2 separate regions of the Mus musculus genome follow, and region 1 is linked to region 2. Evidence: chromatin loops called from intact Hi-C (ENCODE). Cell type or tissue: left cerebral cortex. All regions are shown on one strand. Each heading gives the region's core, and the rest is flanking DNA. Links, peaks and the distances in the headings are about the cores only. Region 1 has its middle 25 kb from the start of Gm42427. Region 2 has its middle 29 kb from the start of Gm35959.

Region 1 (15,580 bases), core at 2,748-10,747, 92 kb after region 2:
TAGGGGCTGGTGAACAAACAAGACATGACTGATTAAACATGAGCAAGGTAGTGAGGGATGGGGTCTTCTGCCGGCCGGTGAGGCTGCTCTTGAGATGTCGTTACCGGAAGAGAAGAGTGAGCATCAGTTGGTAGAGTTTTGCTTTGAACATACAACCTCATCTAGCAATGAGGAAACCAAGGAGTTCATGAGGGTCCTGTCATCACAGGAACGTACATACTGGGAAAGTCAGAGATGCTGTTCTAGCGAGTTAACAAGGCCAGTGCAATGCAGACAGGAAAGCTCGTAGGCATTACTGTCCCAGTTACTTTGAGGCACGAAAATGAACAAGTGCTGCTGTGTGGTTGTGAGTGGATCTTGTCTAGTGGGTAAGGGAAGTGGCAGCTAAATGCACACCTGACAACGAGACACTCTTGTCCCTGTCTGCAGACACTGATCACAGGAGACCACCTTAGATGGTGCTGCATCCCTTGTCCCTCAGCTCCTGATAGAGACCAACAGTACTGCTTGCAAGAATTTAAAAAGAGCCACTGTGAGGGACGTGCACTTAAATTTAAGATGCCTTGTTAGATTAGGGCTGAGGGTAAGGGGAGGAAGGGCAAGGTAGTTGTCACTGAAGAGGGAAGAGCACACAGTATGTCTACAGCACAGCCTTGGCCCCTATACACACATAAACACACGCTGTGTGTGTGTGTGTGTGTGTGTGTGTGTGTGTGTGTGTGTGTATGTGTATGTGTGTTGAGAGCCAGCCACTACTGAAACCACAGAGAGGAAGGCAGTTCTGGTTGGAGGTGGCAGGGACTCTATATGGAGACAGGGCTTGAGAGCTCTTAGTGCCTGGCTGAGGATTCTGCCCCTGATTCCGCTCAGAGGCTGGACAGAGGCGAGCTCCTGTGGGATGTTAAGTTCACGTATACAGAGGATAAGTGAAGAAGCTACTTTGGACACTTTCAAGTACTATGATTAGGTCAATGTGTTAAGAAAGGCAGGCTGCTGACCTCCCAAAGGACTGATACCTGATAGCTGTTGGAGGTTTGTGTGAAGGCACAGTGTGGTTCTCAGCTGCTACATCTTCATCCCCTTACGGAGTGCATGCTGTCGTCCCCATCCTACAGCTAGGAACGCAATCTGGAAAGGAAGAGTAATGTGTGCCCACCACACAGGAGACAGAGCAGGACCTTGAACCCCTTTCTACAGTCTTGCCCTGTGCCATCAGCTATGTTCTACAAGAGAAGGGTTGGGAAAAGGAGGCCCTGTATGGAAACTGCTGGGGACATCCACACCAGCCTAAGGACCAGAGAAGCTAAGATACTGTTGGTGTGGGTACCCAGTGCAGTGCCAAGGGATCAAGGAGGCTAGTGGGTTGTCTGCATGGAATGCAATGGGCTCATGCAGACCTGGAGCCATACTATGGCAGTGTCGACTCCAGACTGCTCTGAAGTCCTGTGCCTTCCAATATCCCTTGAGAACTCCAAAAAGAGGATCCTGACCCCAGACTTGGTCCATTTACTTCAGCGCTGACACCATGTGGAAAGCCAAACTTTTATCTGATTTTGTTTCTCATTGTCGAGCACATGATGAACCCTCTTCAAATCTGCCGTGCTCCAGGAGTGACTCCAGGGTCAAGCTGGCCTTGCTCACGGGCCATAGTGGAGGACAAACATTTCTATGAGACCAAAGAAAGACTATGGTCTGTGAACCCCATGCTGAACACCAGAATGAGCTGAGCAGAAGGCTGGGTTGCTAAAGCTTTGGTAAGATGAAATAAAACCAAAGCAGTTCAGGTTCCACCCAGAGTGCTCAGCTGGCTACTTTTACAGAGGATACCTCAGTCCAGAATGCAAAGGTTTTCTTAGCTTCAAGTTTACATATCCCAATCCATGGTCAATTTTCCCTATTGCTTTGGGCCTGTAGTGAAGCAGCTCCTGATGGCAGGAACATGAGGCAAAGCAAGGCTGCTTACCTAACAATCAGAGAGCTAAAACTAAGAGGAAAAGGCATATGAGTTTCACAGTCACTTTCAAGGGCCTGCCTCCAAAATACCGTGCATCTCCAAGTACAACACACCTCCCACAAAGATCCACATTCCCAACAACAGCACCAACTGGGGACCAGGCCTTCGAGAGATATCTGAGAGTCAAGGCCATACTACCACCTTGAATTGAAAAGTACAAAAATATGGCCTCCTTTCCCTTGCTGTGTGATTCATTTTGCCCACAAACATAAGCTTAGAGACTACTTAAGCTTTGAGCTGGTGGAAGTTCCACTGTTGAAGCACCTCTCACAAAACATCCAACTCTTCTCTGAGGTAAACATCTTCCCAGTACCTCTCATCACTTGTCTCCTAGCTTTGTCTTGCAGGGTTAGTCATGATGTTTAAGCCAGTACTTACTAGACTTCTACTACAGCCACCACGCAAGGCTCCTGTAATCCAGTCCCTCATTTCTTCTGCACGGTGTCCCTGCAAAGCCTCCTCCCCTGCCCCTGCCATTTTGCAGAAAGTCCTTCTCTCAAGCCGCTGAGGTTAGAGCCAAGCTTTCACAGGGTCTACCTGCTTCCAGAGTGGGCTAGACATTCGGACAACCCTGTATAAAAGTCTGTGTGAGAACTTCCCCCAGCACACATTAACCGTTCTCCAACAAACACATGCCCAGTTAAGTGGCTTTCCATCCCTTGTATTTTCCGGTCAGTTTACATTTCTGACTTTCGCATGATCCAAATTCTCCATAGATGGTCTTTGCAACATGTTAGTTTTAGAATTGGATTAGGAATGGATTGTTCCCGTTATTCTGCTTATACAGTTGAAGTGTCTTTTTTCTCTCTAAGGAATCATTAAATGGAGAGCAGAATATCATAAACTTAGGTGATGTTAGTATTTTTTAAGTGGACTCTCTCTTTGACTTCTCTTTTGACACTGCAGGATGTGTCCAATAGGGCTGATGAAGCTCTGGTCCAATAGATGCTATGGCCGGCCTGGGGAGGATGGGCGCCACAAAAGCCTGGTGCTGCTTGCTATAAAGGACTTCCAGTTCATGGGCAGACTATGCTCAGCACTGCTGTCTTCATGCTGAGGATGAACTGGGGAGAGAGTGAGCTCTTTCTAGCTCAAGCAAATTTCAGACAGTTTAAAGGTATTATTAGTTCAGATCCTCAAGTAATAGTGATTTAGTATAGATAAATACCTAAGACCATTTTTTAAAAGTAGGGTAAATAGAGAGATAGATAGCTTCATGGTTAGAAGTATCTATTGATCTTCCAGAGGACCCAAGGACCCAAGTTGTTCTGAGCACCCATATTAGGTGGCACATAACCATTTGTAACTCCAGTTTCAGGGGAACTGATGCCCACTTCTGGACTCCACAAGCACTATACTCGCCTGCACGCATGCACGCGCGCACACACACACACATTTAAAAAGAAAAGAAAGAATTGTAGAGACAGTGAGAGGAATACTTACAGCTTCACCATCTAGCTTAAAGTCTGTTTCTCCAAACTGTTACTGGTAATACATGCATAGGTGGAGGTGTTCACATATAAATATATCACAACAGGAATCTATCATGTATGCTGGCTTATAGAATGTTCCTTGTATTTTACAACAAATTTTGTGGTGGACATTCATCTATGCCAATAAGTATTTTCAATAGCTGTATAGAATTCCATGTACAGCCAGATCATAATTTGTTTGAAAAGTTCCTTTACTCTGGTCTTTTTTTTTTTTTTTTTTTTTTTTTTTTTTTTTTTTTTTGATTATTTCCTTGAGGTCCTTCCCTAAATCTGGAATTCCTTCTACAAGTAAGTTCTGACTTACAAGGTGGTAGCTGCCTACATACCTTACACAAGCAGCAAGGGTCTGGGTATGCCCCGAGCCCACACTCTCAGCAGCCCTGGGATGCATGATTGGCCTACTAACTCTTGCTAGCTTTGAAACAGGAGACCTGGCTTTAGCAGTATGTTTAAATATTTTAATAGATGTCCTATGTGTAGTAGATGCTTTTCGTTTCTTTCATATCACTTAATACTGTCATAAAGTGACACTTTTAAAAGTAGCCTTAAAAAGATTTGTTTTTATTATTTTTTGTGTATATGAGTGTATATGCAAAAGCACATGTACTTGGATATCTACAGAGGCAGAAGAGGATGGCAGATTTCCAGGACTTGGAGTTATCAGCCTAATGTCAGTACTAGGAACCAAACACTGGTCCTCTACAAGAAGAGCCAGTGCTCTGAACTACTGAACCATCCCTCTAGCTCCCCGCTTCATTATGCAATTTTTTTCTTCTCACTATTAACATTTTTTAATTATTAAAAAAAATTGATGAAGTTTCAACTCAGCTTTTAGGGCATCAAAATGAATTGACACAGGTAGAAGTTCCTTGCCCCACCCAAGGTAAGTCAGGCCCTCAATGGTACCTATCAATCAGTGTGTACCCTTGATATAGGCTATTAACAAAAATGGGGAAATGTTAACATGTTAAATGCAAGAGCTTTGGTAGGAAGCTTAAGAGTAGATTCATGAAGTCTCTCTCATGTGGCATGTCTCTGAGGAAAACCTGCTCAGGATGGAAAAGAGTAAGTGCTAAGCAAGAGCTCTGGATGAAGATGGGGCTTGGGGGGAGGGAAAGCCAGGCTGTGGTGGTAATGCACACTTTCAGTCCCAGCATTCAGGAGGCAGAGGCAAGCAGATCTCTGAGATCAGGGCCAGCCTGGTCTACAGAGTGAGTTCCAGGACAGCCAGGGCTACACAGAGAAACCCTGTCTCAAAAAAAGAAAAACAAAAAAACAAAACAAACAAAGAAGACAAGGAGGAAAAGGAAGAGGAGGAGGAGAGAAAGGAGGCTAGGGGAAAAAACAGATTCTGAAGAAGCAAAACTGGAGAGTACTGGAGGGCTTCCTGGCTATATTAAACTTCTGCTCTCTCTCTGCAGCAAGCATAGAAGCTCCCACAACCTTAGCTAGTTAGCTAACCTGAAGATTCCCCCAGCTTGCTGTTCTATGGTAATGCAAATTTCACTTGCCTCCACCCAGCTCCCCACTTAATAATTACATAGTTATTAAATATATGTTAAATATAAATGATTAATTATTAAATAGCAAAAATTAAATGACTTCAGTGGGTATAACTTGAGATACCCAGTGAACTCTGTGTTTTTAGACAGCAAGCCAAGTGAAGCCATGGCACATACTTCAGAAAAGAGAAATAATCAAAGAGAAAGGGATGAACCAATTCCCTGGCTCCTTCCCAACCCCTGGACTCCTAGAAGCCACCAGCTTTCATCCCGACAATCACTGACGGTAGAGCTCTCAGGGAAATATGTCCCCCAATTTACACTCTCTTGGAGGCTTTCTGAAGTCCTGGACATCCTTTCTAAGTAGTAACTCAGAAAATAAGAGCTTGGTCTTTTCTCAAAAGCAAGTCGTTTTGTTTTGTTTTGTTTTGTTTTGTTTTGTTTTGTTTTGTTTTTCTGGAAGGGTGCTTGCTGAAGGCAGTGAAACAAGCTGGGCTTTAAAATCAAAAAGACCCGAGTCTGATGACCAGCACTGTCACATCTACCCCAGTGAAGAATGTAGGTCAAGCACCCCACCTATCTGAGGCTTCTTCCCTCATAAGCTTAGTAGAAATAGCACCCACCTTCAGCATGGCTGCCCGTTTAAGTGATGTAGTGAGACACAAGGATGCTACTGAGTAATATTTCTTTGCTCTCCTGTCTTCCAGTCTAAGATACAAATGGCCTGTCTTGCCTGTTTTGTCAAATTCACCTAACAAGTATTTATCTGCAGAGCTCTTACTGCCTTGGGGAATGATGTGGCGTGACACCGATGAATAAAATATGTCACTGTGGCTGTAGATACAGAGTCACGACAGGAAGAACCTCCAGACACAGGGAGAGTAAGTGGCCGGGCTAAACACAGTGGGCTACACCCTGTGAAAAAATGGCATTTAAGGCTGAACTCTTGCACAGCTGCATGTGGTAGCTGAGGAAACTCCTGCAGTTTTTAGCAAGCAGTCAGTCGGGACAGCGTGTCTCACACAGGGAGAAGTTTCATGGCTGTCTGGCCACACTGGTTACAGAGCTGACAGTGTCCCTGTTGGTCTCAAGGTGGTTGCTGCATCTCAAAGCATCACACTCACGTTAAAGATGAAACAAAGAAGAGGCAGATGGCATGCTAACCCATGCCTGTCCTCTAACCAGGAAGGCAACAACAGTTCCCTAGATACTTCATCTGCAGCTGGAAACGTTCCTCACACTAACTAGAAATACTATGGTTACGCTTAACACGAGGAGCTAGGAAATTGGACCCAGGCCCTATGACTGTACTAAAAGCAGCATTTTCCAAGAATGTTGACTGCATCCATAATAAGAAATAAATTTCATTGCAACCCTGAGAAATGAATGGTTATATCTAAAAGTAAACCTAGATAGAATACTTGAATTTACTTGAATATGTTCTGTTTGTAGGTTTCTTGATGCTGGTCTTAATGTGCTAAATTGATTTCATACTCTGATGACGCGGAGCATGTCTCATAGTTCAAAAAACATTCATTTATCCTGAGCATAATCAATGACTTGGAACCTACCAACGCTAAATACCACCAGGGACCCCTTAGGAAAGACCAAGGGAGGCAGCTATCAGGAGGAATCATTCAACAGCAAAAGCAGGCAGTATGTATGTATGCGAAGGTTCTGTGAGTGGAGGCAGCGGCTGTGCACAGCCAATGCCAGGCAAGCTGCACTCTGGAATGCCTGAAGGTACATTAGGCCCTGCCCTCCACTGTAGGCCTTGGCTACTGCAGAAGCGCCCTGTCAATCCACGTGTAATCCTAGCATGTGGGAGGAAGAGTCAGGGGAATGAAGAGTTCAAGGCTAACTTTGGTTACTTGTAACTCCAGTTCTAGGAGATCTGGTGCCCTCTTCTGGTCTCCTGAGGCACCAGGCCTGTGTGCAGCTTACATGCAGGCAAAATGCTTATATACATAACATAAAAATAAATAAGTCTTAGAGAAAAGAAACTGCTATAATTGAGCTGGCTGCAGTAGTAAGTAGTCTACTATAATCCCTATACTCTCTGCTATCTGCCAGGCCAAACAAAGAGGGTGGCTTGAGGCCAGGGGTTTGAAAACAGCCTGAGAAACACAGTGAGACCTTGTCTCAATAAATAAATAAATAAATAAATAAATAAATAAATAAATAAATAAATAAATATTTCTGAAACTCACTATGGAACAATGTATATTTATTTCTCTGTGTTATCTGAAAGACTTGTGGAAAATAATAAACAAAGAGAAAAACACTCTCTTGGAAAGTGGGGCCCTCGGAGAGCAACAATGTCCAACCCAATACTTCCTGGATCCAATTTGTATTGATTATGTTAGTTAGTGGACTGAACAGGCTTGATTGTTTTCTCCTTTGAGAGTAGAAAGATACCATGGGGAAGTCCATGATCTGTGCTCCTACTCACTGTACAGGACAAGGAAGCTGCTTCTCAAGAGCTATCAATGACTGCCGACTCCACAGGTGAAAAAAAGAGAGACATGGAAGGACTCTGTGACAAGCCTCATCCTCATCCTCCTGAAAAAAACCTGACAACCTAGGCAAGAATCTATAGAAGGAAACTTAAAAATTGTGGTAAGGATTTACTTAGCACTTTTCTGTAGGAAGATGGCCACTGGGAGGTTGACTGTGCTCCAGTGAGTATATGGGCAGCATAAATTGGACTTGTTTGTTTGGACTTTTTTTTTTTAATCTTTTCTGGGGGGTGGGGGGGGAGGCCACGTGGCTGGGGGCAGACATGGGAGGACAGAGAAGTGAGAATGATGTGATGTGTTATGTGAAATCCCCAAATAATCTATTTTTTAAAAAGACCTGGAAAGATGAGATGGTCCATCCTAGATCACTCTCATCCTGGTGGCAGAGGCTCACTCAGATGCAGGCCTCTGACCTATGGACTCCAGGCTGGTGTCTCCTCACCACCCTGAGGGAGAGCACCCTGCTGTCACCATAGATTAAATCCCTGACACTTCCTAATTAAAATGGAAGTATTTAGTTCTGTCAGTTTAACACAGAGGAGTGATCCTAAAGTAGTCTTTGCCTCCACTTTGCAGAGGACCTATAACTTCCTACTAATTAGGCTACAAGATAATCCTGCCCCTCCCCCGCACTTCCAAACTCCTGTTGGGAAGCTGAGTCAGTATTATAGTGCTGAAGTGGCTCCTAACCGGGAACTAAAATCTCAGCCTCGGCCTTGCATCTTCCCAGTCCTCAGACTTCATCTCAGATCCTTTCTGTTCCCTTTCTGTTGTTCCAATGACAGGAAGCTCTCATTTTAACTAGCCACTTATGATTAGCAAAGAGCCCCATCCCGTGATCTCATTGCACGGCCAGGATGGCCCCTGAGGTCCCAGGAGACAACATTGCTTTGCATTTGTAGAGTGCTGTAATTGTATCTGCACTCTGCTATAGTAGTGTGGGTCTGTGAGACTGTTCCTTCCACACTCGTCCTTTCTCAGGGAGGTCCTGTCAGAATCACTTCCTTTTTATAGATGAAACAGAGTTCCAAAAAAAAAAGCTGAAAGTGCCTAGTGACATGATATGATCAGTGGCACGGGAGGAATAGAGCTCAGGTGCTCTGGCTTCAGAAAGCATAGCATCATTAGCCCGTGAACTCTATCTACAATCTATCTGTGCTACTGAGGACTATGCTGGCCATTTAGCCCATGGCTCTGTCCATAGAGCAGACAGGACCATCAGACCCAAGTGGAAGGTTGTAGACCCCTCCGCTCCTATGAGTGTTTTTAAGCATCAGCTCGCTATTCAGAGACTTGCATGGTGAAGAAAAGACTTCTTTCTGTGTGACCCACTGCGAGGGCACGGGGCTGTTAACCACACACGGTGTTCATCTGCAACCCAAGGACAAACTTATCTCAGGTTTCTATCTCTAGGGTCCAGAGAGGATAAGGAAGTCCCTAAAATCATGCAGATTTGGTAGAGATGATGTCAGTTTGCCTGATGCCAGTGGCAGACTGTATAGGGTGGTGACATTGCTCCCTTCAAGGTCAGAAGCAACATTACAAGATGGGAGTGGTATGAACCACAAAATAGTGATTAAGAAGGGGCCAGCTCCTGTGAATGGAAGCATAAACCGAGCCCAGACTGAAGCAACGTCTCCTCAGGAAAACTCCTGGACTGCTGACTTTCTCAAGCATCACTACAGATGGGACACACTTAGAAATAATGAGCTCTGGCTGTTCCCGAGAAGAACCAACACTCGTGTTGTCTGGCAGTTTTTCCTTCCAAGTAACAACTGTACAATCTAGCCTGTCCTCTCCAGCAGGAGACTAAGCAAGACTCCTACAGTCTAAAATATGACAACTAGTCACACAAGGTGACACATAAAAGCTAGAAGCATGGCATGGGGGTTCATAACCATCTATAATGAGATCTAGTGCCCTCTTCTGGTCTCCAGGCATACATGCAGACAGAACACTGTACATAGTGAAAAAATAATTTTTTTTAAAGACACATAAAAGAGAATGACAATAAAAAAGGTGGGTTTTTAGTTCAAGCCTATAGTGGAACAACTTCATGAGACGGAAGATGGAGAAACATGAGGCCTGATTTTCCTCCAGATGCACTCTTGGGATAAAGCAGATGGGGTACCTTCAGCAGGTCCAGGGCCGAGTTATGGTGCTGGTCATGCCTCACAATGGATCTAACCCAAGAGGTTTATTGCGGCGTGGGGAGAAAAATGCCATCTCAGAGTGGGGACATGAGCGATAGAGACAGATGGACAGAGAGTCTGAGAGACATAGAGAATGAATAAGACAGAGAGCCATCTGGGTTGGCTAGGACCTTTTAAAAGGGGTACGTGCAACTCATAGTGACAGGGGAAATGTGCCCCCAGTGGATGCAGCGAGTGATGATGTAAGCTGAGTTGCTGAAAAGCAGGTTGGTGGAACGGGCTTGTTTACAGCACGTATCCTCCCCATGTTCACCTCTACCGCCTGATATTAGGAACTGAAGACAGCAGGTGGCATCTCCACTGATGCCCTCAGCATCTGTGAGAACTGTAGAGCCCTTGGTAAAGCAACGACTCAAACCATCATGAGAGCAGCTGTTTGGGCTCTCTGGGCAGTTGAGCATACCTAGAAGTCCTCGGGAAAGAAGGCAGCCACTGCTTTTGTATTGGTCTGGGTATAAGTGGTGAAATCTCCAGACTGCTTTCCCCTATCTATGTTTATGAGGGAGCCCTGCTGGGGCTGGAGGTCTAGAGAACTCCACAGGCTGGCAGGAAAGCCTAGAGTATTCTCACAACTCATGTTTCCTATCTCCAGGCCCCTAAAAGTCAAGATCTGAAAGGCCTAGTGAATGATCTGCATGGGTGGTTCTCAACCTGGGGGTCGCAAGCCCTTTGGAGTCTACTGACTCTTTCATGGGGGCTGCTTAAGACCATCAGAAAATATAGGCATTTACAGTAAGATTCATAGTAGTAGCAAAATTATGAAGTAGCAATTAAAATAATTTTATGGTTGGGATCAAGGAACTGTATTAAAGGGTCCCAGCATTGGGAAGGTTGAGAACTACTAATCTACGCCCTTGTACTCTACAAGGAATCTATAAACACATTAGAAAACCAGGGGTAGCATAGTTATGGGGGAGATGAGAATGCAGGATCTTAAGAGCATTGAAAGTGGGGCCTAGGGACCAATAGGGTTTGCCAGGTGGCACTTCAAAAGAGAAGCCCTTGGTGGGGGCAGGTCTCTGAGATGCTGGTCAGCTGTGGACCAGGCTCCTCCTTCAGGGCATCTAGAAATGACCTCTTTGTTACCTACCATCTACCATTTGAAAGGTGACAGCCAGCATAGCTAAGGCCTGAGTCTGCTGTGACTGGTGACTTCATAGGTTTCTGGGAAGGGAGATATAGCTCACACCCTTGGATCTGAATAATGTTTTACTACACATAAATGTTTGGTGGTTTAAAGCAACTGACCAGCTCCTCCCGTCACATAGTCATCTGTGCACCTTATGTTCTAGCCATATACATTCACGTGTGTATACATGCGTACATATTTAAATCTAGATCCTGCATGTGAGAGGAGATAGACATTATTTGTCTGAGTCTGGCTTGTTTCACTTAGCATAACACTGTTTAAGTCTTCTCCATTTTCCTGCAAATAAAAACATATCACTTTCTGTAGCTGGAAAAAATTCCACTATGTGTTTGTACAATGTCTTCTTTGCCTAACCATTTATGGATGGGACCCCTGGTTCTGTATCTTAGCTAGTGTGAAAACTGCAATAATATTGTGAGTGTGCAAGTATCTCTGTGCTGTGTTGACTTGAGGTTCTTCAGGCATATACCCTTAATTGTTTAGCTAGAGCTATGGTAACTCAAAAAAAATTTTTGAGGAATCTCCATACTGATTTCCATAACAGTTACACTATTTTACATTCCTACCAGCAGTGTATAAAGGTTTCTTCTTTCCTTTCATTCTCATTAGCATTTAATTTTTGAACAACTTTTCTAGACTTTAGAGATAAACCTGTCAGATGTATGGCTGGCAAAGACTCTCCAATTCTGTAGGCTTCCTCTTCAGTATGTTGATTTCTTGCTTTGCTGTGTGTTTAAATCTCATGAAATCCCATTTGTCAAGTCTTAGCTTTGCTCTCTGGCTTATTGGAATCCCTTTCAAATAGACCCTTTTCTGTGTGCATCTTCAAGGGTGCCTTTTTCCCCCTAGCAGTTTGACAGCTCCAGGTCTTCTGTTAATCGGGGCAGGGAGGAGCAAAGGAGAGGTTATTGAAATATGTGTGTCACAAAAGCAGAAGAAGGGGCAGTTGGGTTTAAAGAGAGGGAAGGGAGACAGATGAGAAAGATGGGAAAGGGAAGGTAGTGGAGGGGGCAGATAAAAAGAAAGTATAATGCTTATATTTTTGAGAGTGACAATAAATGATTATGACTCTCCTGAAGAGCTATTTGCAGAAAAGTTTTTAAAAATTAAAGATCTATAAGCGAACTCAATATATCTAATGGTGCAGAGTAGCAGCTCAAGTTTTAAAATCAGGTCATCTTAAATTTAGTTAAAGCTTCGACTTTTTACCAATGCCCTCGGGAAATCAAGATCTCCAAGTGTCTGTGACTTCATCTGAAAAAGTGGGACTAATGATAACAACGGAGAATTTAGGGCCTCTGAGCATCAATTGAGGCAACATCTGCAAGACAGTTGGTTCAGTCACAAACCATTATTAAGCATCCAATATAAAGTTGTCCCTTTATTGTGGTTAAGAATCAATTCTGAGGACAAGGGATGTTTTTCATAGTGCTCAAAAAGAGCACTTATGCTCATAAAAGCACAAACTGTAGTGCCTTTTAAAATGTGAGATGTTCAGATAAATTAGAGAGCCTCCATAGCATACAGTTCCATGCTGCTGTTTTTAAACACAGGGAAATCTTTTTTGGCATAGAAAAAATGTTTAAATGTGTTGTTTAATGGAAGAAGGAACTGCATTTAAAATTATACAAAAAAGGAAATCTTACAAAACCACCAAGAATATTGGTCACTGTTAGAAGTACAAAGGTCCTTGTAATCACAGATATCACCAGGGAAACCACAATGTCGAACACACAGGGTTGTCTTTTCAAAGGAAAAGATGTATAACCTGTTTTCCGCCCAGAAGGCTGAGAATGGAGTTGGCTAATAGTCTAGGTAACCCCTGTGCTATCTGTGGGGCCAGGCCATAACCTGGCTCCTCAAAACTCCCACAACTAGGACTGGAGATAGATGATAGGCTAAATGACCTTTGTATTGTCTGTATGACTGAGACCATACCAAATCCTCCCCTAGGTCCTTAAGATAACACATGCAACCTATCTGTAGAACCAGTCTTCATGGAAAAAGTGACGTGTACTTTGAGAAGAGTCTCACTGTAATTATGCTTTCTTGTACACATGGGGTTACATTACACCAGAAAACTTTTTTTTTTTTTTGTACAATTGTACTATACTTAAATATGCCTACAATAAACTGTCTGGTATCAGACTCTAGGAGTTTGAACCAACACCAGTTACTGACTCATGCTGAACTGGATTTCCTTCTTGCCTCACAGGGATTGTTACTTAGCCAACTCTGGTATCCACAGAGACCTCACCACAAGTCACACTGTTGAATGATCTTGTAAGTGTACACAGTCAGGATGCTAAGTGATTTTTCCCCCTATCTATGATTTTTTTAAAAAGGCTGTTTAGTCTGAGCTTCATGTCAACATTGAACACGAACTATTAAGAGTCCCGTCTGTCTTCTACTTTCCATGAGCCTCACCTCTATAACCACTGCTATTCCCTAACCCACCACACTGCTACCTACCAACAAGCCTGACAGGTAAGCTCACCTCACTCAGACTCTATAGTGGTCATTAGAGCTCACCCTTGGGGGTGTAGCTTCTTTAGGTTTTAAGGGATATTTAGTGCTACGTGTCCATGGATGCTACATTGCATAAAATACCTTCCCTTCTCCAAAAGCCTGCTGTGTTCCACCTGTCCACTCCCTCCTCCCTAATCCCTGGACATACTTCTTTTTACTGTCTCCATGGTGTTGCCTTTTCCAGAACGGGGATTTTCTCAGAATGTCAACAGGGATCATATACAACAAAACCTTTGCAGGTTTTCTTCTTTCACTTAGAGGCATGTATTTGAGGTCCATTCATGTCTTTTTATGACTTATTAGTATTAAATGAAATGCCACATGTTGTAGACACCTTATGTCCAGAAATCATCTTAGTTGTTTTAAAGATTTGATAATTAAGAATAAAGCTGTTGCTGAGGGAGGGGAAGTTGAGGAAAATTAATTTAATTAATTAATTAATTTTTAAAAAGAACGAAGCTGTTGTCAGCATCTGTGTGAAAGTTACTGTGTAGATATGTTTTATGATTTTTATAATAGTTTCATTGATTACATCTCATACCATATAAAGCATCCATGCAGAGTGTACATTCAAGATCTCCTAGGATATTCACAAAGCTATGCAATAATGGCCAGAATCCATTTCACAACATTATTGTAATATCAGGAAAGACTTGCTACTCATTCTTAGCCACTCATCAATCCAACAAACACAGCCCTTAGAAGCCACTAACCTACGTATTATTATGATAGTCTCCTCCAATTATTTCCAGAGCATGGACTTCTACAGCACACGGTACTTTTCGACTGGCTGCTTTCTCTGAGCCCAGTATTCTCAAGGTTGGCCCACATGGCAGCCTGCATCAGTGTTTCACTCCTTTTTGCCTGAGTAACATTGGTTGTATGGATACACCATACTCCCTCATGGCCATCTGTGCTGCTTCCATTTGGGGCTGTTAAGAATCACCCCAGAAAGGACATCTGTGTTGGAGTTTGTTCTGTTGCTATGCACTGTGATGGTAAATTCTATACCTAAAAGTCTCAGCCTACAAGTGACTTCTCATGTTTACAAGCTTTTGTTGTGCAAACCTTGCTCCTTGATTTAACTGTTGGTTAAATAAGATTGACTACTGCCAATTACTGCAGGGATTAGACATTGGAGTGATGTGGTTGGGGGAGAGAGGTGAGAGGAGAAGGAGGAAGAAGGGAGAAGGAGGAAGTTGCCACAGGATGAAATGGACCATGAGTACATGGCCAGGAGAAACAGCAAGTACCTGGATTACACCACTGGGATGGTAGCCAGGTCAATAATTAGAAGAGTAGATTAGGGGTTAGCAGTAATAAAGCTAAATAAAAGACCTATAGTCTGAGTCTCATTTATTGTAAGTTAGTTGGTGATAAGCTTAAATTGCTTGTGCTACACATCCGCAGACATCTTCCATGGATATGTTACATTTCTCTTGGGCATATTTATTCCTGGGAATGGCCTTTCTGTGCTTTGTTAACTCTTCTGCACTGAACACTTCTTTATAGCGGAAGTGCCCTGCATTCCTGGTGTGTGATTCCTGCAGGTGTCCACACCCGGTTGACGTCTGTTATTGTCTGTGTTTTATGATAACCATCCTGGTGGGCGGGGTGATTTGCATCTGTATATATGTAACTGTTTTATGGGAAGTCGTATATCACTTTAGTAATTATGAAGAGTGTGTTATCTGAAAAGACTGCAAGTAAAAACCAAACAAATAAAAAAATAAAAAACAAAACAACAAGAGCAAGACAACATTCCAGTGGGTGGGATTTTCATGAGCAAAAGTGCTTAGCAAACCAGTTCCAGTTAGGAAGTGGGCTAAGGTTCTGCAGAAGGACATGGGGGCCTTGTGCTCCTTGGCTGCTAGTGTTCACGTGCTTTCTGGCATATCTGGATCCATGGGTGTGCTGATAGCAGCCCTGGCATGAGTAATTTGCTTTGTAAAGGTTGTGAATTATGGCTGCAAGCTCCTCTCCCCCAGAGTCAGGTATATACTCTATAAACTTTGCTGTAGACTTCTACTAAGCTTAAACTTCTAACCCTTGGAATTCTTTATGAAACAAGATGAAGCTCAACCTTATAGCATCTCCAAGGGTGGAACCCATGGTGCCCAGCCACATGACTCAGAAGAAAGTCCTTTACCTCTGGATGCA
Region 2 (15,580 bases), core at 5,182-13,181:
TTTTCACACACTATATAACATCATGTTGACTTTCTGAGTGGAAACCGCCACAAATGGAATGACATTCTGACATGTTTGTCTGTCTTGTTTTGTTCAGTATCATGTTTGTGAAGTTGTCTTTTGTTGAGGAACACTGCTGTGGGTCATTTGTTTTTTAAACATTTCATGGATGGTATTCTAGTCTCTGAATATAACAACATTCATAAATTTTGATTGATGGGCACATGCATTTTTTATTTGTGGTTATTAAAGACAGACCCATAGTGAACACCAAGGAATGAAGTGCTTAATGGGGCCATGACAAGCATCCATGTATAGGACTTTAGATGAATGCAGGTACATAATTCCATAGTAATTGCTCAAGTACAAGGCAATGCATTCGTTGAACTTCATCAACTACAGCCAGCATTATCCAAAGTGGTTGTTTCACTTTGTACTTTTATCCTCAGGATATGGTGATATATATATGCATGTATATAATTTCTATTTATCTTAGCCAGTGCTTGTCATTGCATATTTTTTGAGGTCAAGAAACTCCTTATATTTTATTGGTCATTTGAGATGTCATTTATAATACAGGAATGTCTTTGCAGCCATGACTTGTATACCCATTGTTCTTATTATGTCTTAGTTGATACTTGTTCTTTATCTTATTGTGTATTTTTACTAAACTGTAATGACTAGTAATAACTTTGGAAGAAATCATTGACAGCCTCAAGATCAAAATTTCTAAGCTGTAATGGCGAATAATAAGATTGAAAGAAACTATTGCCAACCTTAAGATCAAGAGAATTTTTCCTTCCTTTAATCAGAAAGACTGTTAGTATGTTATGAAGCATGGTAAGGGGTCAATATTTTTTTACAATGTAGATACTAAATTTATCTAACACAATTTGTTTAAAAGGCAAGATTTCTTCATAGTCTAGAGTTTTTTCCTTTGTCATATTCAAATATCTATGCATGCATCATCTTCTCTTAGATTTTGCCTAGCTCTCACTTACATCTCATTGTGTCAGTACCCTGTTTTAATAAATACAGATTTTAAAAGCTTAAAAAGAAAAAAAAAAGGAGATTCGGATCTTCTTTGGCTTCTCTCTAAAAGAAACCTAGTCTTGAGGGGAGGGAGATCTGAGATAAAGTCTCATGTATCCCAGTTGGCCTTGAGTTCCTCTTTTTAACTTATTTCTTTGTATTTCTGTGTATTGGTGTTATGCCTGCATGTCTGTCTGTCTGTGTTAGGGTGCTGTATCCCCTAGAACTGGAATTGCAAGTAGCTATGATCTGCCATGTGGGTGCTGGGAATTGAACCCAGGTTCTCTGGAAGTAGAGCCAATGCTCTTAACCACTGAGCCACCTCTCCAGCCCCAGCCTTCAATTATTTCTGTAGGCAAGGATGATCTTGAGTTCCTGATCCTCCAGCCTTCATTTCCCAAGTGCTGGGATTACAGATCTATTCCATTATTTCCATGTGTAAAACCAAGATTTGGGCTATAAGGGAATCTTACCCAGGTAGCTAAGAAATTTAAGGTCATGGGTAGCAAATTGGCACTCTACATTAAGGGAATGGATCTATTTTATTTTGCTGGAAGATGTATGTTTAATTTTTTTTTAAAAATTGTCCATGCTTAAATTAAAACTGTTTCATTCAAAAACCAATTAAAGAGGTAAAAAACCAAATTAAAAAGAATGCCATTCACCCACTGCATAAAGGAATGCTGTGAAGATGTCAGCTCTATCTAATCAGAATCCCAGCAGGAGTTTTGTAAAGATTCACAAAACACAAGAGAGTCAACAGACAGAACATGTAAAGATTCATAAAACACAAGAGAGTCAACAGACAGAACATGTAAAGATTCACAAAACACAAGAGAGTCAACAGATAGAACATGTAAAGATTCACAAAATATCCAAAAATTACAAAATTACAAAAAAAATGAAAAAATAAACCAACCAATGTTGTATAAGTTTTTTGGTATTTAGTATTTGTCACTAATGGCTATAATTATTTATTTATCATTTGATTTTTAAACATACTTCAAAGCTACCTGCAACCAAGACAGTGTGACATGGCTACAAAGACAAATGCATCAAGGTAGGAGAGTAGGGAGTTTAGACAAAGATAAAAACATATATGGCCCAAAACCTAAGATACCCAAGATATAAGATACAATTTCCTAAACACATGAAACTCAAGAAAAATGAAGACTGAAGTGTGAACACTATGCCCCTCCTTAGAAGTGGGATCAAAACACCCTTGGAAGGAGTTACAGAGACAAAGTTTGGAGCTGAGATAAAAGGATGGACCATGTAGACACTAGCATATCCGGGGATCCATCCCATAATCAGCTTCCAAATGCTGACACCATTGCATACACTAGCAAGATTATGCTGAAAGGACCCTGATATAGCTGTCTCTTGTCAGAGTATGCCTGGGCCTAGCAAACATAGAAGTGGATGCTCACAGTCGGCTATTGGATGGATCACATGGCCCCCAATGAAGGAGCTAGAGAAAGTACCAAAGAAGCTAAAGGGATCTGCAACCCTATAGGTGGAACAACATTATGAACTAACCAGTACCCCGGAGCTCTTGACTCTAGCTGCATATGCATCAAAAGATGGCCTAGTCGGCCATCACTGGAAAGAGAGGCCCATTGGACACGCAAACTTTATATGCCCCAGTACTGGGGAACGCCAGGGCCATAAAAGGGGAGTGGGTGGGTAGGGGAGAGGGGGTGGGTGGCTATGGGGGACTTTTGGTATAGCATTGCAAATGTAAATGAGCGAAATACCTAATAAAAAATGGAAAAAAAAAAGAATTTAAACACCTCAGAATAAAGAAAAATTTACATGTCTAAAAAAAAAAAAACATATATGGCTTATTAACTTGGTGGAAAAAAAATGACAAGATTTTCGAGATAGCCATTTTAGTGAATGAATTTGGCAACAGAAGTACCTGTGCCCAGAAAACTTTAACTGCATTTTTAGTTCCTATCATACAATAAAAGTAGTCATACTTTATGAGACTCAAAGACAAGACTAACTATAAAACATCAACAGTTTTTAAGCTTTCTATTTTAAAAGGCCTATGAATGTTTTTTTTCTTTTCCTGAGAAAGCATTAACATGGTTCTTATAGCCCTGAAGCTTGTCAAAGATTTCTTAGATTAGAACACAAAAAAGACACACTGTGAAACAAAAATGGACTAGTCGGATTTTCATCAAAATGTAATACTTGCTCTTTAAAGCAGAGTTTGAATCCCCAGCACCACATAAGCCCTGGATGGGTGAGACAACTGTATAATTCCATAGCCAGGGAGGCAGGGACTGGATCCCACCAGCAAGCTGGCTGACTAAACTAACCAAATGGGTGAGTTCTGGTTTCAAGTGAGAGACTTTTCCTTAATATAGAGGATGGAGAAGACACCCAGCATCACCTTTGGCTTATATATGCATGTGTACACACAACCACGCACACACCTACGAGACCCTAAATATGTGAACATACATGCACACGTGTAGGTACGCCATACACCTGCACATACACACCAAAAACAGACTACAAACTTGAAAAGAATCTCAACATACATAGCCGGCATAGTATTTTTCTTCAAAACACAAGAAGGACTCTATACCTCAACAACAAGATAGTAAGTACACATTTAAAATGTGGCCAAAGATTTAAATACTTCACAATAAAGATACATGAACAGGCAATTAACTCACCAAATGTCAATTATAACCAAAATAAAGCATAACTCTACATCTAATAGAATGGATAAAATTAAATAGGCTTGCAATAATGCATATTGGTGAAGCCACGAAGCAATATTGCTATGAAAAGCAGCTCAGCATTTTCTCATAAATTTACACTCCATCTCTCTGTTCAGCAAAGAAGTATAGATACAATAAAAGGAATTTAAAATAAGTTTACATGCCTGAAAATGTATAGCAATTTTATACACAATAATCAACTATTGGAAACAACCCACTGTGTTGTTAGGTAAGCAGGTTGTGGCTTACAGTTTTCTTGCAATGGGTATACATACATAAATGTACAGGGTAAATAAGGTGTAATGTCCTTAGTGTTCTCTTGGTTGTTTCCTTTGTTGTTCGAATTGGCTGGTACAAGGACTACCATTGGGGAACAAATTTCTGCTGTGTGGAACACAATGGATGGATCTCAAAAACACTACATTGAGGGAAAGAAGCCAGGAATGAAATCTCAGGTACCACGTGAAAACATTCAAATAAACAGCATGTGCCTTCCCAGCAGAACATCAGTATTAATCTACACCAGGAGGAAGTAGAGCTATACATTCCTGAGATTGCAGATTGGAGACATTAAATGCAAAGGGGCAAGAGAGAAGGTTTTAAGTGATGGAATCAAAACTACGTCATAATCGTGCTACTCCTTCCATAGGCAAGAGTCTCCTACAAAACTACAACAGTAAAAATGCACAAGTCAGTAGGCCCAGCAGTGGGGCAAGAGGATGGCAAAGGAAAATCTCATCATCACACAGCGTAGATGCTGTCTGCCTTGTGCCTTTGAAACAGGATGGCTGTGTGCTTGCTTCTGGTTGCCCTGAACTCCTGGGCTTCACATATAAGGATGTTAATATGGACAGCAAAGATATCTGTTTTATTACCAACAAGTACTTTATGCTTTAATTGTTTTTTTTCCTTTCTTTCTTTCTTTCTTTCTTTCTTTCTTTCTTTCTTTCTTTCTTTCTTTCTTTCTTTCTTTCTTTATATTAGATATTTTCTTTATACACATTTCAAATGCTATCCCGAAAGTTCCCTATACCCTCCCCCTGTCCTGCTCCCCTACCCACCCACTCCTGCTTCTTGGCCCTGGCATTCCCCTGTATTGGGGCATATAAAGTTTGTAAGACCAAGGGGCCTCTCTTCCCAATGATGGCCGACTAGGCCATCTTATGCTACATATGCAGCTAGAGACACGAGCTCCGGGGTACTGGTTAGTTCATATTGTTGTTCCACCTATAGGGTTGCAGACCCCTTCAGCTCCTTGGATGCTTTCTCTAGCTTCTTTAATTGGTTTTTAACCAATAAATAGTCTGCAGTTTGTATACTTGCTTTCTTTCTGTCATCACAGCTACTTTAGCAGTGCAAATGTCAGTGTCAAATTTTACACACACACATACACACACACACACTCACACACACATGCACACTCATGCACACACACACATACAATTATTTCTTTTTTTTTAACTCTGCCTGATTTGAAAAAAATCATAGCAATAATCAGACTTAACTGGCATGAGCCTAGCATGACAGACATGGAGACTAAATGTCTAACTGCTCAAATAAATTTAATTAAGATACCATGACTTCTACAGAGATGAAAAGATAGAAAAGATGGAACTAAGTCTGCAAGCAGGAGAGCTGGCCTTGGTAAGGTCCAGAAACCAACTCAACGCAATGGGCATAAAGAAAGAACACACAGGCACAAGTTTGGAGGATGATGCTACAGATCTGGAGGTCTTGTATCTCTCCATACTGGTAGGTAAGGCAGACTAGGCAAAGCTGGGGCTGCAGGGAAATGAGAGAAATATGTGGCAAACATTGTGGAGAACTGGGAATCGTGACAGAAAAGAGAGGCTGGGCCTGCTCTGGATCAGCTGAGGTCAGACGACAACAAGCTACGATGGTGCCAGTCACTCTGCCGTTCACTGTGTCTCCTATGAAAGGCCCGATTCTGCCTACTCCCTACATTCTGGACAGAGAGAGAAAGGGAGGGAGGGAGGGAGGGAGGGAGGGAGGGAGGGAGGGAGGGAGGGAGGGAGGGAGGGAGGGAGGGAGGGAGATGATTGAGTTTGTACCCTCAGTTATTTGGTTATCTTAGCCACTTTCTCTCAGATATAAATAACAGCATCAACAACCACTACCTTAATGTTTCACATAACTTTATACAATGGTTAATAAAGTATCCATCTGGCCACTGTGCCCAAATGTTCCATCAAACATTATCCCATTATGTTTCCATGAAGCTGCTTTCTAGATGAGATTAATATTTGTATGAATAGATTTTGGATACAGTAGTCGCTGTCTGTAATATGGCTGAGCCTCACCCAATCAGCTGTCTGATCTTTGACAAACAGAACAGAATTCTGCCAGCAGATAGCCTTTGACCTCAAGGCAACTCTCTTGGCGTCTAATCTGGTGGACTATACTATATTTGGCCTGTACAGTTGTGGCTGCTAATCCTCCCCGAGCATTGCACAAAAGAAACTAAATAGATAGATGACTGAATAATCAGGCAGGAGGGCAAGCAGGCAGGTTGACAGGCAGGTGTATGATAGATATCTGTAAAATCATAGGCATTGGTATCTATAGATCTATGGTCCTGTTTTTCTGGAGAACTCTGACTAATACGCTGCTGTTGTTTGAATGTGTATTCCCAGAATCAGTGTATTGGAAACTTAATCCCTAATGTGACTGAGCTGGGAGGTACCTTAATGAAAGGTACCTAAACCATGAGGGCTGTATTCGCTTGAACTGATAGATGCATGTCAGCATATACTGTCTCACAAGGGTGAGCTTTGCCATTGGTGTGGCACCAACATCCTTGCTAGAGGTTAGCACTCAGATAGTGGGCTACTCAATCTTCAGAACTATGAGCCAATGCATTTCTGTTCTTTATAAATGACCCAGCCCAAGGTATTCTGTTATAGTAGCATAAAATGTACTAGAACACAGACTTAAAGGAAAGATTCTCACTTAAACTACCCAGGAATTGGATCACAGACACTACTTCTACTATTCAGTTCCTACTGCCTGCTTAGTCTTCTTTCCCTTGGAAAGGGCATACATTTCTGCAATCTCTCCTTCATTTCTTTTCACTAGCTGTAGTGTCTAAATTTCATGACCTAAACAGGCTACCAGGTTTTTTTGTGATATATCAGCAAGGAATCTAAAAGAGTTTACTCAGTGGTGAGTTAAGCTTCCATTTATTATCAGCCATTTTAAGGCTAACTAGTAAACAAGAATTAATTTATTCTTGTTATGGTTTGCTTCTCTGTCACTATGATAAAGCATTTTGACCAAAAGCTGCTTGGGGGAGGGGGAAAGGGTTTATTTCAGTTTTTAGGTTACAGTCCATTGCTGAGAGATGCTGGGGGAGGGCCTCAAGCAGGAACTGGAGGCAGGAACTGAAACAGAGCATCATGGAATACTGCTTACCAGAGGCACTCTCTACAAGCTTTTATACACAGCCAGGCCCAGCTTGCCTAGCAATGGTGCCACTCACATGGCCTGGGCCCTCCCCCACATCAATTATTATCAAGAAAACACTCCCACAGACATGCGCACAGGCCAATCTAACAGAGACAATCCTTCAGCTTTACATTTCTTCTTCCCAGGTATGTCAAGATGACAACCAAGATGAGCCATCAGAAGTAATGACCAGGAACTAGTTTATTCTGAAACCTACCCACTGCTCCATCTTTCAGTGAGTTATTTCAACAGTACAGGGCTTCTAACATACCATAATCACTACAAAGTGAATATGAGAATGCTATGCAGTCTGCTGGAACCAAGATAACTAATTGTGTATTGTCAAGAGCAATAATAGCAAAGCTGATGCAATTGACAACTCACCCACACACTGCCAAAAACAGCCTGTGCCGTTTATAGATCCATGATGTCACACTGGCCACATTCTCTTCATTCTGAGTTGCCAGGGTCTTTTCCATGATCTGGTTCCTTGGCAGGTCGTTGATACTTTCTGGCAAACTACTCCGTATCATTGTGTCATTGTGTTTAGGATGGGAGGCATTGGCAAGAGGATCTCTCTCTCTCTCTCTCTCTCTCTCTCTCTCTCTCTCTCTCTCTCTCTCTCTCTCTCTCTCTCTCTCTCTTTCTCTCTCTCTCTCCTTGCATCTCTGGTTATATAGGATCTTGTTTTGTGGGGAGGTGTCTCTGGCTACTAAGAAACAATACAGGTAGCCCATTTTGTAAAATACCTGTTGGGAAATAGCTGACACAGCTATTCAAATCCTTCCATTCACACTTGTCTACCTCTGATCTTTTTCATCATAGGGATCTGCCTTAGTTTGATTCTGATCTTGGGATAAAGACCATGACCAAAGCAACTTGAGGAGGAAAAGGTTTATCTTAACTTCCAGATAGTAGTGCATCATGAAGGAAAATCTGAGCAGAATCTGAAGGCGGGAACTAAAGCAGAGATCAAGGGCAGATGCTGCTTACTTGCTTGCTCTCCACGACTTGCTGAGCCTGCTTTCTTATACAACCAGGACCACTCACCTATTGGTGGGACCTCCCACACTGAGCTGGGCCTTCCTGTATCAATCATTAATCAAAACTATGCCTCTACAGACTTGCTACAGGCAACGTGATAGAGCCATTTTCTCAACTGAGTTTCCTTTTTTCACAAGCTTCTAGTTTATGTTGAATATTGGCAAAAAGGAGAGAGAGAGAGAGAGAGAGAGAGAGAGAGAGAGAGAGAGAGAGAAGAAGAAGAAGAAGAAGAAGAAGAAGAAGAAGAAGAAGAGGGGGAGGAGGAGGGAAGAAGGGAGGAAAGGAAGGGAGGAAGGGTGGAAAGGAAGGGGAGGGAGGAAGGAAGGAAGGAAGGAAGAAGGAAGGGAGGGAGGGAGGGAGGGAGGGAGGGAGGGAGGGAGGAAAAGAAAAAAGAAAAAGAAAAACTAACCAGCACAAGATCCCTTCAAGGCCTAAAACAAATTTCTAACTAAAGAGAGTTATATTGTTACTACCAGCATCCATCCATCCATCCATCCTGTTTTGTTAGCACTGGGTATCAGCAATAGCTAAAGGCTGACACCATAAATATTGATCGGAAAGTCTAGGACATCCTTACTTACAGCACAGATTCTTTTCATATATATCTTGTTGAAAATTGCTAGTAAAATAAGAGGCAGAGGAGTTTTATAGCAAGATACACCTTGTACCTATTAATAATTACTTATTTAAACCCTACATGTTTAAGTGCCTTCCCTTCCCCCTCCGTGTGTGTGTGTGTGTGTGTGTGTGTGTGTGTGTGTGTGTGTGTGTGTGTGTGAGTGTGCCCTAGACCATTTGTACTTCTGTAACAAAATACTACAAGCTGGGTAATTTATCAACAATGCACATTTATTTAGCATGCCTCTAGAGGGCAGGACAGTCAAGGTCAGGGTGACAATGAAGTGGTGTCTGTGAGGGCTGCCCTCTGCATCCTCCAGAAGAAGCAGATGCTGTGTCCTCACATCAAAGAGCAGAATGGCAGGAAAGTGACTCCTTTCACCCAGAGACCTTGTATTAGAAAAGGGGGCTGATCACCTCCCACAGACAGGCCACAGCTTTTAGTGACATTGAGTGGGGATTAACTTTCAACATGAAATGTGAAGGAGACACAAACAATTATAACTTTTTTTAAAAGATCTGTTTATTTATTGTATGTGTGAGTACATTGTTGCTGTCTTCAGACACACCAGAAGAGGGCATTGGATCCCATTACAGATGGTTGTAAGCCACCATGTGGTTACTGGAAATTGAACTCAGGACCTCTGGAAGAGCAGTCAGTGCTCGTAAGTGCTGAGCCATCTCTCCAGCCCCATTTATAACTCTTACACATGCATTGTTTATTCCTCATGACAATATTGTTCCTTAGATGATACATAGCCAGTTTTATCAATAATCACATAGTTACTGGCTAGCATTAGTCTGTATCCTAGATGATAGAGGACTTCACAGTGGCTGATTCAATCTATAATACCATGAAATATGGGCTTTTGTCTCCAACAGATATGGTGGGGAGTGATGGTACTGGAGGAGGCGACAGTGACATCAGAGCTGGGAGGAGCGGGGCAAGAGTGTTTAACCCAGTTTTTCTAACTCGTGTATTCCAGTGCTTGCCTCCATTGTCCACATTCTCCTGGGCTAGAAGCAGGCTTTGGCACAGTGTTGGATAACTGGCCTACTGCAATTTCTAAATGGAGAATGTTCCTTGGGCTCTTGGCATCGGCATCTTACACCTCCCACTTCAAAAAAAAAAAAAAAAAAAAACACACTGAAAACCTACTGATTGATGGGAGCTATGCTCTGGTTTCTCTTTAAAGGAAGGGCACTCTGATACCTATGGAGATGTTTTCTGTGTTCTCTTGATACAGCGTTTTTAATGTTTAAATACTGAGACTTCTGGGACTATTTTATGCCTTTCTGGGACTATTTCAGATTTGGCTGGAAACTTGCCCTGGTCTTCGCCCCTGCTTCCCCATTCTCTGTTATTGTTCAGTGGAGAAAGAAACAAAGGTTTGAGATCAGGGACTATGTATTCCTTATTGTGTCCCTGATCCTGACCACTCCTACCTAACACAGAAGACAAATACGTTTTGAGGACTGGCAAAATGGCTTGCGAAGAAATGGTGCTTGCTACCAAGCTTGACAGCTCAAGCTCAGTCACATGGTAGAGGGAGAGAAACAACTCTCAAAAGTTGAAAAGTTGCCCCCTGAGCTCTACACCCACACCAGAGCATGACCTCCCAAACACATACCACAAATAAACAAGTAAACAGAGTTAATATTTTAAATAAATAAATAGTTTGAATATGGGAATATGTGTTGTTGAGGGATTATTCTAGTTTATTTTCTCTGTTGCTATGATAAAGCATTCTGATCAAAAGCAATTTAGGGGAGGAAAGAATTTATTTGACTTACACTTCCAGGTCAGAATCCATCGCTGGAAGAAGTCAGGGCAGAAACTCAATCAGGATCTGAAGCAGACACCATGGAGAAGTGCTGCTTAGCTTACTGCTTTGCTTCCGGGGTCACACTCAAGTACCCTTCTTATATAGCCTAGCCCTGTCTTCCCAGGAATGGAAACATCCACAGTAGGCTGGACCCTCCTGTATCAATTAGCAATCAAGAAAATGTTTTCACAGAGATGCCCACGGGTCAATCTCATGGAGGCAATTTCTCAGTTGGGGTTCCCTCCTCCAAGGTGTGTCAAGTTGACAGCTAAAACTGGGCATCACTGAAATGGTACTCTTCAGTCTTTTTTTTTCCTCCTGAAATGCTTATTTCAGACTATTTTTTATTCTTTATCTGTATTTTTATTATATTATCCACATATGTTATATTTCACCCACTCATGCATTTCAATGGTTTATTGTACATCCATAGTCATTCAACTATCAGAACACTCTACATTAGATTTTCATGGACCTCTGAGACAAACTGTGCCAAATGAGAAGTCAGAGCTGTTTAACAACCTTTCTGAAATCTGGTAACTGTGTGCTGTAATTCTCACGGCATGCTTCTCCAAGGTTAATGACCCATACATCCAGTACATGGTCCCTGATCTTTGGGTCTCTCTTTACAGTTGCAAATAACAAACTCTTACTAGAATAGCTTGTATTCACTAAACACCTGCAATGTGCTAGACTCTGACACTACTGTGAAACACAAGGAGGCAAGAAGAACGCCTCATCAGACACCTTACATTCTAGCTGTAGAAAGGAGGCAAAGATGAATGAATCACAATTACCAACTGTGGGAAGTACAAGACACAGAAAAGGGGCGTGGCGTTGGAGTACTCTCATCCAGCCCCTCCCCTGCTGGGTGGCAGGGAAGCCCTGGTGGCCACAGTGTGAAGAAGCTGGTCCTACGTCCGCCAGGAAGTGGACACAGGAAAGCTCGTGCTCTAATTCCTTTCTCATTGTCATTCAGTACAGGACCCCAGCTCATGGAAAGGTGCCATTCACACATTTAGAGAGGATATTGTCACTTCAACTAAACCAGTGTAGAATCTCTCTCATTGTGCTGCTAGAGGTTTATGCCCTAGGTGATTCTAGATTCCCATCACAATGGCAAGCTAGCCATGAATATATATTGTCGGTCAGGAGATCCCAGAGAGAGAGCCATACGGCCTATTATAAAGGGAAGACAAACAGATGCCAGGGTGGCTCTACCCTCTGACTCAGAATGGTGAAAGAGGACATGGACACAAACAAACATGACACTCACACCTCTTTCCTGTCTTCCTTGTCTAAGGAAACGAAAGAGGGAGAAGACTGTTTCTTCAGTAGAAAAGAAATATTTTTAACATGGAGTTCAGAAAGATCACCTCAATGTGGGAAAATCTCAGAGCCTGACAGATGACTCTCACCTGCAGTCACAACACTCAGGAGATGGAGACAAGACCATGGGTTCAAGGCTAGCTTTAGCTACAATGAGACCCTTTCTCAAACAGACCAATTTCTCAATCAAGAAATGGAGAAATTCAGGGATGGTAGTTTTCTGTCTGTTGCGTGCACATGAAGGGATGCAGGAGAAAAATCAATTATAGAAAGAGCATTCATGGAGTACAGAAGAGGGACGTCAAGAATGCTCTGGGAAAGGTGAGTGGGACATGTGTTTGATGGGAAATCAAGGGCTTTTGATGGGGAACAGTGGAGGCAGTGAAGAGGCAGCCAGGTTGAAGAGGGTCTTAGATGCAAGCCAAGGAGTTTGTGGACTATTTGGACAGAACTTGGAAGGCAGTTGATGTTTTGTTTTTTTAAAAAGAAAAGGAACATAATTGCTGCAATGCGTTAAGATTAAATGTGCATCCGAGTGCAGAATTTATTATCTAGAGAGATTCTGGAAGCATGAAGATTAGTTGGAGTCTCCCATTGAAACTGACCATAGAAACCACCTTAATTAGTGTCACCGTGCTGGGAGGCAAGTGACATCTGTGTGCTGCCTTAAAGCTTACAGAGCTCATGCCCATATCACTTATCTGGTTGGGTACAGCACTTGTGGGAAGTAAGCAGCCAGTGATGAGCGCTGTAAGACAGTTTGCCCTCGGTAAATGTTAATGGAATAAGTACAAGGCTGACCCCAAAGGGCTTGCTGACTCCACATAAGAGGCTTATGTGTGAAGGCAAGAGTGAATCATCACCTTCAGTACTGAGAATAACTTATTCACTTAGCAAATACTCAAAAAGATTTACTATATTCCAGGAACTATTCCAGATGTTGCCATTGTGGGGGTGGGGGAAGACCATGGTGAACAATTAAACGCTTTATTTTTCTAAGAGTTTCTGTGACCACGTGTCTCTTCACAGCAATAGACACTGTAACTAAAACGATGTGGAGTATAATAAAAAGAGAAATCAAGGTGCTTCTGATGTTTGTGCTGTGTGTGGGCAGATGGATGGGTGACCGAACCCTGCGGTAGAGAATGGCAGGCCAAAGAATTCCAGACTCCTGCTTAGGTTAGACTGTGCTAACCCTGATAAGCATCATGTGCTACTGTGAAGGAAAGACAGGAATCTGGAGGAAAGAAGAAGAGTCAGGCTTAGGCACATAAAGTTGATATGGTCTCACCATCACTAAAAACAAAAACAAAAACAAAACAGAAAGCAAAACAACCTGAACGGTCTGACAAGATGGCACAGCACGTATTTTTAAGCATTCTTCCCCAGCCTGAGGGCCTGAGTTTAATCCCTAGGACCCATTTGAAGAAAGGTGAGAACCAACTTGTCCTCTGACCCCCAAATACATGCATGCACGCACACACACACAAACTCTAAACATTAAAGTCTTCCATTAAATATTTTTAAATGAGGGGATATTATACCATCTGCAAGCCTTAGCTAGGGTTTCATTGCTGTGAAGAGACACCATGACCACAGAAATTCTTATAAAAGAAAACATTTATTTTGGGCCGGCTTACAGTTCAGAGGTTTAGTCCATTACCATCATGGTGGGAAGCATGGCGGCACACAGGCAGACATGGCAATGGAGCTCTACAACTCGATCTGAGGCAGCTGAAGGAAGATTGTGTCACTGGGCGTAGCTTGAGCACATATGATTCAAAGCCTGCCTCCAAGTGACATACTTCTTCCAATAAGGCCACACCTACTCCAATAAAGCCACACCTCCTACTAGTGTCACTCTCTATGGGCCAAGCATACAAACACGAGTCTCTGAGGGCCACACCTACTCGAATCACCACAGCAGCAACTGCAAAGTTGAGGCAGGAAAATTCTTCAACCCAGGAGTTTGAGGCCAGCCTTGCAGTTAGCACAGCAAAACTAAGTCTCTTAATAGAAAAGACATAATAAGCTACACACACACACAAAACAAAAACAAACAAACAAGGAGGAAAAGCATTCCAGTACTTATTCAGCACTTACTGTGTGTAAGCACTTTGCAAACCCCTGTGAGGCAGGCGAGCATCAGAGACAGTCTTCTTGGGACCCCAATTGGGTTTGAGGTTATACACACACTCTTCTTGCAGCAATGCACTTGACAGCCCAGGTCCTCTACCTGCAGGCACTATGTGCACACATCCCTCTCCAAAGAATGCCCTTACCAATCTCAGAATCCTCTCAATTACTACGTGCATAGGTCCACATACTCCTGTCTCTAAACAATACTATATGCTTCCTCACTCCTGGTAACAATAAAATTTAGACAGTTTCTATTCCAGTATATTCCTAACGTTTCCAGTTATGAAGAATAAAAGATCTAATCTAGCCTAAACTGGTTTTGGGCGTACATTATTTTAGGAGAAATCTCCCATTGACCATCTTATACCTATGCATAATTGGGAATGCAAGTGATTAAAATCAGATACATTACAGGAAGAGACATGTACTGTAGAAAAAATTATAAAACCTAATCTATCACAACAGAGAACCACTCAAGCTACCTACTTCATAACCTTCCTTCTCCACTTGAACCCCACCAAAGGAAGCCTCAAACAAGATCAATAATTAGGGGACTTGAATATTTACACAGTGTGACCCCTTGACAGTCCCCATAACTTGTACTATGTTTGCTTCGTTTCCATAGCTCTGTGGGCCTGTTTTCAATCCTTAAGAAGCCAAAGCCTATCCATCTGTACATATCCATGGGGGTACGGAGATCAAAACATAGTCCTTCTCGTCTGAAAATACACAGTCCAGATAAGAACACAAGCCAGTTATCTACAAATCGATGAGTTCTGTGAACCTGTTTCTAGGAAACAGCAGAGGGGAGCCAGACCCAGCTTAAAGAAGACTTCTGAATGAAAGCCATGCTGAAGATAAGTTTTGAAACATGGAGTAAAAAATTTCTCTGTGAGGTAGAGAGAATCAAGGCCTTAAAGAAAGACTTGGGGAAAGAGAGTATGGTTTTCATGTGTGTTGGCTTTTCTTTCTGTTGGGAGAAAGGGTTTATTTTAGTTCAGAGCTTGAAGGTAGTGTTTACAGCAGGGAAGGCAGGAGTGTGGGGCAGCTAGTCACACAGCACCCCAAGTCTGGAAGCAGACTTCTCTTTGTATTCAGCCCAAGTCCAGGCCCCCAGTCCATGGAATGTTGTTGGCCACTTTCAGAGTGAATCCTCTGTCCTCTGAGTCTCTGTTTCAGAGATGAAAGCACCTCATAGACATGCAGAGGCATGTTTCCAGATGAGCTGACAATGAGCAGTTGCCAGTTTGTGCTAAACTTGAAGCACAAACAGGACAAATCTAGGAGGCAGTGGGAACTGAATGATCAAAACCAAAAAGAAAGCCAGGGCCAGATTCCTATACTTGTTTGTGTCTCTAAACATCAATAGAATTTCCAAGTCTCCTCCCT

The links. Hi-C counts contacts between places; a loop is a spot of excess contacts. Peaks named below come from ENCODE experiments on the same cell type or tissue, not always from the same donor. Only the 100,000 strongest peaks of a DNase experiment are listed, where the experiment ranks them.
Region 1: a loop joins it to region 2, with 2.6 times the contacts of the local background. A loop is called at or near these places in 19 of 42 quality-filtered maps.

What each region holds. Positions count from the first base shown.
Region 1 is chr5:44,157,381-44,172,960 of GRCm38, reverse strand. No RefSeq gene overlaps it. Among named protein-coding and RNA genes, the nearest start is that of Gm42427, 25 kb to the right of the region's middle. In left cerebral cortex, for the core only: CTCF peaks have their summits at 6,942 (motif pointing left) and 9,448 (motif pointing left); a DNase peak (open chromatin) is centred at 6,944.
Region 2 is chr5:44,251,952-44,267,531 of GRCm38, reverse strand. No RefSeq gene overlaps it. Among named protein-coding and RNA genes, the nearest start is that of Gm35959, 29 kb to the right of the region's middle. In left cerebral cortex, for the core only: a CTCF peak has its summit at 9,477 (motif pointing right); DNase peaks (open chromatin) are centred at 7,617, 9,896, 10,275 and 11,548; H3K27ac peaks cover 454 bases.